Regions from separate parts of the Homo sapiens genome. Here region 1 is linked to region 2. A link is a contact called in ENCODE Hi-C or POLR2A ChIA-PET data. All regions are on one chromosome and are shown on one strand. The core of a region is the stretch at or near the end of the contact, and the rest is flanking DNA. Distances in the headings are between cores, read along the strand shown.

The links. Hi-C counts contacts between places; a loop is a spot of excess contacts on that map. ChIA-PET counts read pairs that join two places held with the same protein, here RNA polymerase II (POLR2A). Pooled maps may share reads with other maps.
Region 1: a map of posterior cingulate gyrus shows a loop between it and region 2 (12-fold over the local background). The contact joins two enhancer-like sites. A Hi-C loop is called at or near these places in 6 of 168 maps with a recorded cell type or tissue (B cell, CD4-positive, alpha-beta T cell, CD8-positive, alpha-beta T cell and 3 more), 9 of 37 single-sample maps with no recorded cell type and 12 of 50 pooled maps. POLR2A ChIA-PET finds 5 or more read pairs at or near these places in 8 of 52 experiments (CD8-positive, alpha-beta T cell, OCI-LY7, activated CD4-positive, alpha-beta T cell and 4 more).

What each region holds. Positions count from the first base shown.
Region 1 is chr11:121,532,181-121,535,949 of GRCh38, forward strand. It overlaps SORL1 (sortilin related receptor 1), which reads left to right. Exons shown (of 48, transcript NM_003105.6): 12 at 284-372. Among named protein-coding and RNA genes, the nearest start is that of SORL1-AS1, 81 kb to the left of the region's middle. Within about 2 kb of position 2,156, at least 2 of the 41 ENCODE cell types and tissues checked have a DNase peak (open chromatin) inside an H3K27ac peak, as active enhancers do; they include OCI-LY7, where a contact is called at or near this core.
Region 2 is chr11:121,492,492-121,496,875 of GRCh38, forward strand. SORL1 (sortilin related receptor 1) reads left to right here. Exons shown (of 48, transcript NM_003105.6): 6 at 4,378-4,384. Among named protein-coding and RNA genes, the nearest start is that of SORL1-AS1, 42 kb to the left of the region's middle. Within about 2 kb of position 2,345, at least 5 of the 41 ENCODE cell types and tissues checked have a DNase peak (open chromatin) inside an H3K27ac peak, as active enhancers do; they include OCI-LY7, where a contact is called at or near this core.

The DNA of each region.
Region 1 (3,769 bases), core at 906-3,405, 40 kb after region 2:
TACCTCTGCTGTTCACAGTCTACCATTTTAATATTAAGCCCGTGTTTCTTCATTTGGGAAAAAAATTGAGATACTAGAACTTGCTCCACCTGTCCCTAGGATTGTGTGGAACAGATGAGATAATGGATGTCAATGTCTTCTGTAAACGGAAAAATTGTTTTCAAGTGGTTGTCATTGCTGTTATGTCTATGTGCACGTGTGTGCATGCCTGTGGGCATGTGTACATGGTTTCTGCACAATTACCTCCACAGCAGTGGTGTCACCATGGATTTTTCCTCTTCAGGCACTTCCTGGACCTCACTACTACACATGGGGAGACCACGGCGGAATCATCACGGCCATTGCCCAGGGCATGGAAACCAACGAGCTAAAGTAAGTGTCTCTGATGAGGCCTTTTAACATCAAACTTTCTCCCAGAAATTTACGTCTGTGATTATAATTGGATTATCTCTCTATAGCACTATGTTGTTGACAGCACAATTTGTGATCTCTGGATATGAGTTAAACTTTTTTTTTTTTTTTTGAGATGGAGTCTTGCTCTCTCCCCCAGGCAGGAATACAATGGTGCGATCTCAGCTCACTGCAACCTCCACCTCCTGGGTTGAAGCGATTCTCCTGCCTCAGCCTCCTGAGTCTGGGATTACAGGCACCTGCCACCACGTCCGGCTAATTTTTGTAATTTTAGTAGAGACACGGTTTTACCATGTTGATCAGGCTAGTCTCGAACCCCTGACCTCAGGTGATCCACCTGCTTCGGCCTCCCAAAATGCTTGGATTACAGGTGTGAGCCACTGTGCCCACCCCGATTTAAACTCTTTATCTCCCAAATGGGAATATAAGAACCTGTCCTTTCTATCACAAAGGGAGATTGTGAGCAAGAGGGCAATTAATAATAATGGCCAAATAATTAAGTGGAGGCTCTTTAATTTGTCCTTCTTTGCTTTGTGTCTTTATTACATAGAAAGACTAATAATAAATAGCAATAATAATAATAATAATACATCAGTAACAATTACAGAATGCATACAACTTGATAGCCATTGACTTTTGGTGCGTTAGGTTGGTGGGGGGTCTCATGGAGCTGGAAGGGGTGTTTAGGGTTAACTGCATCATTTCACAGATGAGAAAACAGGCTCAGCAAGGCAAAGTAACTTGCCCAGGGTCATTCCCTTTGTTAGTGACAGAGACAGGATTAGCACTTGGGTTTTTCGATTGCGTCCTACATTCTTTGCAATATATTGTTCTGAAAAGCAAAACTGTCAAGAGTTTGTAACCTCTACACCCTTATGTTCTGATTTTATCAGAACCAGTCCTCTGATTACCTTTGGCTCGTTTCTGAATGGTTCATGTTAGGTCAAGTTCATGCTGGACCACACTTCTCCCTGTTTTTGAGCTGAACCCATTAGATGGATTGGTGAAGGATCTGGAGAGGGCTTCTGTAACTCTCTTGTTTATTGCAAGGACAAAGCTTTCTTTTTCTTTGCTCCTTTTAGAAACGGGGCCAGCAGTAAGTGAGAGGTGGGTGGTTTGGAAAAAGAGATCTTAGCAGCTGTTTTTTTTTCCCTGTGGTTAATTTGACATGTGCTGAGCAGCCTGGCCTCAGAGAAGGAGAGAGAAGCAAAGTACTGGTGTTTGGCATTCCACCTGGCTGTTCTCTGTTCTGTGTAGCACTGGTTAGCTATTTCTTTAGAGGTGATACTCCGAAGAGGTCCTGTTTGTGTGCAACACTCTGTATTCATATTCAGATTGGTGTTTGCTCAGACAACGACCATCACAGAGCACAGTACTTCCCACATTTGTGCTATCATTTATATACCCATTAATTTAATTTTCATTTCACATGTTCACCAAGCACCGATTGTGCCAGATGCTGTGTATCTGTAGATGAATAGGATGCCTGCCACCCTGTAGTTGAAAGGTGGGCGACGAAACAATTGTAGTGTTTGGTATACTGCTATGTGTGTAATACGCACGTAGGGGACATAGTTTGGCTTCCTAGGAATACATTTCATTCTTTGTATGGCTTTCAGATTTCAGAGTCAGTTCTCGATTTGCCTTGTTTAACTTCTCTGAAAATTAAATTTGCATTCCAAACTGGCTCCTCTGAAGGAGTTAGTGTGATTCTAGTCCTCTTACACCATCTGTCGGTGCATATGTGCTCAGGGAACGCAGCGTCATTCTGCACGAGCTGGAGCAAAACATGATCAGGAAAATAAACTTGCTGCCAGAAAATCATAAAGCCTTCCCCAGACATTTTGAAATGACTTGGGGGTTGTAGACTTTGGGGGATTATGGTCACTGTAGCATTCCTCTATTTGTATAGGTTTCATTTGGAGGTGTCTGTTTGAATAGTTCAAATAAAGCATTTGAAAATACGAAAATACATACAAGCCTCCTATTGACAGGTGCATGTGTCCCACATAACAACCTGAGCTTGGCCTAAATCTGTGTAGCCACCTGGCATTTACTCAGTGTGTTGTTCACAGAGGTATTTTGCTTCTTCCCCTGCTGCTCTGAAAAGCAAGAAATAATATTCAAGTTAGTTGATATTCTCAGACTACAATGGTGATTTACTGTGACACCCATGCACAAGGACAGGTGGCTTCTGACAAGACTGGATATCTGTTGCTGGGCTAGGGCCTCAGGCCCCTTCTAAGTTTGGCCTCCCCAGTCACAGAGATCTCTTTTCCTTTATGACTCGTAGCATGTATAGGCTGTCCCATTCATTTGGCATTGATCATATTCTGACTCCTTATGTTAGTTACCTTTACATGATGCGCCTGAATTCTGCAACTCGTTAGTAAGGTCTTTGTAGGTAAATATTTCTGCTCGATGTAGGTTACCAGGCACTTAGCAAATATTTGATTGAAATAGGTCATGCATACTTAATCATCCAAGATTGCTTATGGTTTTTTTTTTTTTAACTGATTTATAAAACTAGAGGAGACCGAGCTAGTGTGCCAATTGCACAGCTCCAAGGGGACCACTGCCACTGTGCTCCATGTCAATGACAACCCCTAGAGCACAGATGTGAGTGGAGGCTCCCTGGATGTGTGCAACCCGGTAGTACCCAAGAGACACCAGAGATGACCTAATCTACTTTCCTTAGTTTTCACATGAGGGAATAAGAGATTAGTCAGGAGTTAATGCCCACACTGGAACTTGAGCATATTTCTGTTAGGAATCATTTCAGGTCCATTACACAGACAACTGTCGAACATCTACAATGAAGCGGATGCTGTGCTGGATACCAAGGATGCAAAGGCAAGTGGGGCACTGATCGGGAGCTGCCTGTGCCCACTGTGGCTCTGTGATGTTTCTGAGCCAGATGCAGAGAGAGAGGCTGGGAGGAGGGGGTTGTTTGAAAGAGGGCTTTCTGCTCTGATTTTACTCATCTTTAGGGAGGGAAGCCAAGTAAAGTAGCATTAGTAACTCAAATAGGTTGTAGTGGGGACAGCAATTGAAGCATTGCTCAAAGTAAACATTAGGGTTTTTTTTTTTTTTGGTCGATGTTCTTTTAAGTTATGCATGTCTTTCTCTCCCTGATTAGCACAGATATCTAGGAGTTGACTGTTATTTGTTTCAGCTTCTGCCTTGAGTCTCCTCTGAGACTGTTACCTTTGTTATTGTTAATTGAAATTGAGAGCAAGAAGTGGAACACTTTGTTTTGCTCTTGTGTCTACATGTCTGAAATGGGTAAATAAGAACCTGCACTGGGGATCCACTTATTCGTTCATTCAGCCCGCTGCTCCTGTGAACCTGCTCACGG
Region 2 (4,384 bases), core at 1,095-3,594:
ACCACATTCTAATATACTATTATTATGCTTATTATTTGTCTTTCTCCCTTCAATAGAATGAAAGCTTCCCAAGGGCAAGGACTTTTGTAAGTTTTGTGCACTGATATATCCACAGTGAATAAATCCTTAAAATTGTAACTTTGGTAGAGAGTGCCAGATTTGATATAGAAAGTGTCAAGTTTGCACTCATCTCAACAATATAGAATAGTGTCTCCCTCCACAGCCAATGTGTTAGGGAAGAAATATTATCTCTGTGGTTTAATTTGCATTTTCCTTATTATGAGTTAGAACATCTTTTAATCTGCTTAAGGGTCATTTTTTTTTTTTTTTGAGACGGAGTCTTGCTCTGTTGCCCAGGCTGGAGTGCAGTGGCGTGATCTTGGCTCACTGCAACCTCCGTCTCCAGGGTTCAAGCAATTCTCTGCCTCAGCCTCCTGAGTAGCTGGGATTACAGGTGCCTGCCACCACGCCTGGCTAATTTTATTTATTTTTATTTTATATTTTTTAGTGAGAGTCTCACTCTGTTACCCAGGCTGGAGTGCAGTGACACTATCATAGCTTACAGCAGCTTCAAACTCTTGGGCTCAAGTGATCCTCCCACCTCACCCTCTCAAGTAGCTAGGACTACAGGCATGTGCAGCCATCCCTAGCTAATTTTTACATTTTTTTGTAGAAAGGAGGTCTCCCTATGTTTCCCAGGCTGATCTCAAACACCTGGCCTCAAGCAATCCTCCCACCTTGGCCTTCCAAAGTGCTGGGATTATGGTTTGTTTTATTTATTTGTTTGTTTGTCTGTTTAAGTATGACCAGGCTGGAGTGTAGTAGCGTGATCTTGGCTCACAGCAACCTCTGCCTCCCGGATTCAAGTGATTCTCCTGTCTCAGTCTCCCGAGAAGCTGGGATTACAGGCACCCACCACCATGCCTGGCTAATTTTTGTATTTTTAGTAGATATGAAGTTTCACCATGTTGGCCAGGCTGGTCTTGAACTCCCAACCTTAGGTGATCCACCCACCTTGGCCTCCCAAAGTGCTGAGATTACAGGTGTGAGCCACCGTGCCTGATCTCATGCCTGTTTTCTATTTGATTATTAGTCTTTTCATTGTTGGTTTCAAGGAGCTCTTTATATATTCGAGATTAGCCCTTTGGCTGTGATATGAGATAGATCGTATGTGTGTGTATTTATATTTCTATCTCCTAGTTTTTCATTTGTTTTTAGACTTTTACTTGTAATTTTAGTCCTCATTAAGTGTAATGGTCCCAGAAGATGTAGATACTGCCTTTGTTTCTTTTAGTTCTCCATGTAAAGTGAAATGTCTTTTAGTTGGTATTGCTTCCTTAGTAATAGAGGTAAAGATGGAGCTGGTATGTTGAGGAGCCTTACAGCTGACCATCATCAGACACCCATAGATTCTGTTTATGTTTCCACAGAGGGTAGCTGTTTCTGACCCTTTTGTTATTTTCCTTGAGCAAAAGTTGTGGGATCTTAGTGAAATTATAACCACAGTCTCATCCAAGGACACCCTCTGCTCAAGGAGAACCATTAGAACTTTCTTCTGCTTTATTTGAATTTTAAGGGGAAAAATTGTTCTTTTATCTGCTTAAGAAACTATAAATTAAGAGGGCAAACCAGCAGAATTACTAGATAAGGGAACATACAATTTAGAAATTTTAAGTTCTAAAATCATATTGTACCTTCTGCCTCTGTGTAGATATACAGATATCCTGGGAGAAAGGACTGGTTTATCTCATTGAAGCTAATGACATGTCGGTTAGGGGATTTTAGGCTATTTGTGGGATTTCTCCCCCTAGGTTTCCCCATAATAAGTGAAAGCGTAATCTAGTCTCTCAGAATAATGATATACATTTGTTCAACAATGCTTGGCGAGTTGGGAGCAGCAGGAGTGGGAAAGCTAAAAATTTACATGGTCCGGAGCTTGAGATTGGCAAGACAGAACAGTGGAAGACCTGGAGGGGGCTGAGGGGACTCAAAGATACCCTGTGGAGCATCATTGAGGGATTTCAGGTGAGGCCAGGTGAGGCTGGTGACTGCTCAGAGATAGAGCAAGGATTGGAATTTCTCAATGAGGACAAAGACAATAGAAAGTAGGTGTCAGTGAGCGTAAGACATTGGAAGTCTAAGTGATTGCAAAGTATGAGAACTTGTAGGTGGAGCAGCTTGCAGAAATGGGAGGTCCAAATATGGATTACGGAAGAAAATTGGGATGAAAGTCACAGTTCTTTCTATCTCTAGGTGTTGGCTGCTGCTTTTGGCTAGGAAGGAATAATAGAGGTGAGCTGGGTCTCAAAATAGCTCAATAAAGGTTCCTTCCTCTCTGCCGTTTTAAAAATACCAAGCAGCCTCATTTTAATTTGCATATCCTCTGGCTAGAGGAAGTACTTTAATCAGTACTTCTAATTGTGGAAAAGAAGAGAACATGCCACCACCCGCCCACACATGCACACAGAGGATCTGATAATGAAGAATAGTGTTCTCCCACACTAGGACCAAAGCTGCTGGTTTCTCCGTTGCCCTAAGAATCCAGATTGTAGGGCAAAACTCAAGTCTTGCTCCCATTGTAAAAAGAAGCTCTTTTTTCTTTGTTTTTTCAAGACAGGGTATTGCTCTGTTGCCCAGGCTGGAGTGCAGTGGCACAATCATGGCTCACCCAGCCTCAAACTTCCAGGCTTCAATCCACCCACCTCAGCCTCCTGAGTAGCTGGGGCTACAGGTGTACGCCAGCATACCTGGCTAATTTTTTTAAATTTATTTTTTGTAGAGGTGGAGTCTCACTATGTTGCCCAGGCTGGTCTTGAACTCTTGGGTTCAAATGGTCCCCCTCCCTACCCTGGCCTCAGCCTCCCAAAGTGTTGGGATTACAGGTGTGACCCACTACATCTGGCAAAAGAGGTTCTTGTTTTTCTGTTTCTTATTTTCCTTTTTGGGAGGGGTGGGGGGAATATGCTCTTGACAGTATATCTCTGAAGGAATTTGACACGATTACCTTCATTATTCTGAGAGCCATCATGCATATGGGATTGTATAAGGGCAGTTACCTAACTGAGGCCTTCTGCTTTTCCTTGAGTCATCACTCTGTATTCTCACTACAAGACTATCTTCCCGACTTTACCATTTATTTTTTCCATTTGCTGAATGGTTCCCATGGCCTTGGTGTTCTTGAGAATGTTAGGAGACCTGGAGCAGATAAGTTGTCCTCTGAGCTGCTGTGTGGGGATTCTTGGGGGATCACTGGCTCAGAAGTTCTTCTCCAAGGTAGTTTGGCCTGGTCATTCTATGTTTTCATTTTGGATTAGCTTCTTGAATTGCCCCACAGATCCAATGCAGAAAGTATCTCTTCAGCTAGGAATACTATAGGGTAAAATGAAATCTAAGACATGGCCTTCCGAGGCATCTATACTGTGTCTAGGAAGCTCAGACAAATACATAATGGTGAACAATAAAATACAGTGTCTAAGAGGCATTACTGCATAAAGGAATAAGACTGATTCTAAAAAATCACCCAACTAAAGGGGTTTTATACCTTTGTTTGGAGTTCAAACTCATGTAAAAGGCTTGGAATTGGATGCTGCAGAGGGATGTTATTGCTAGTGTTGGGAGAAGAGAGGACAGCACTGAGGAAGGCTTCCTGGAAGATGAAGACTTGAACTTGATGACAGAGGAGAGTAGGAATTGGATGGAGGGATCAGAGTGCGTGCAGAGGGCATCTCCTCACGAGAGTGTGGTGTTTGCAAAAGCACAGTGGGAGAAAGGTGCCCTCCCTTTCTGAAGGACATCAAGGAGATCAGTATGTTTGAGAAAGAGTTTGTGGAAGAGCCTCATGGGAGACGAAATGCACAGGCAGCTCCAGATTGCCTAGATCCATGACATTGGTAGGGGACAGGGCAGAGACAGGGCAGCGTCACTTGGAAGGATCAGGCTCAGAGGTTCATGGTGTGGTTTCTCCAGTAATGTTCTTCAGAGGATGTAGCACCTTGGGAAAACTCTCCTTCATTCCTCTGAGATTCATAACTTTAGACCAGAAACTTGCTTATAGCTTCAAGCAGTCCCTTGCTTATTAATTTTGAAACATTTTATCTTGTACTACTACTTTTTGCTCTTCCTAAGCAGGGCAGGGTTGCCTTGAGCTAAACCCAGGATGCTTTGAAAACAACATAAAACACCTTGCAAATGGCAATTTGTCCCCTCTATCCTGAGTCAAGGAGTAACCAAAGGGATATGTTTGAGGCACAGAGAGTATGATCTGTGGGTCACACCATGGTAGGCCTAAACTCTAGTTGATTATCCCATTGCAAAACTTCCATGCCTCTAGTAATTAAATGTGCAAATGATAACAACCTTTTTTTTTTTTTCTGCCAGGGGAATT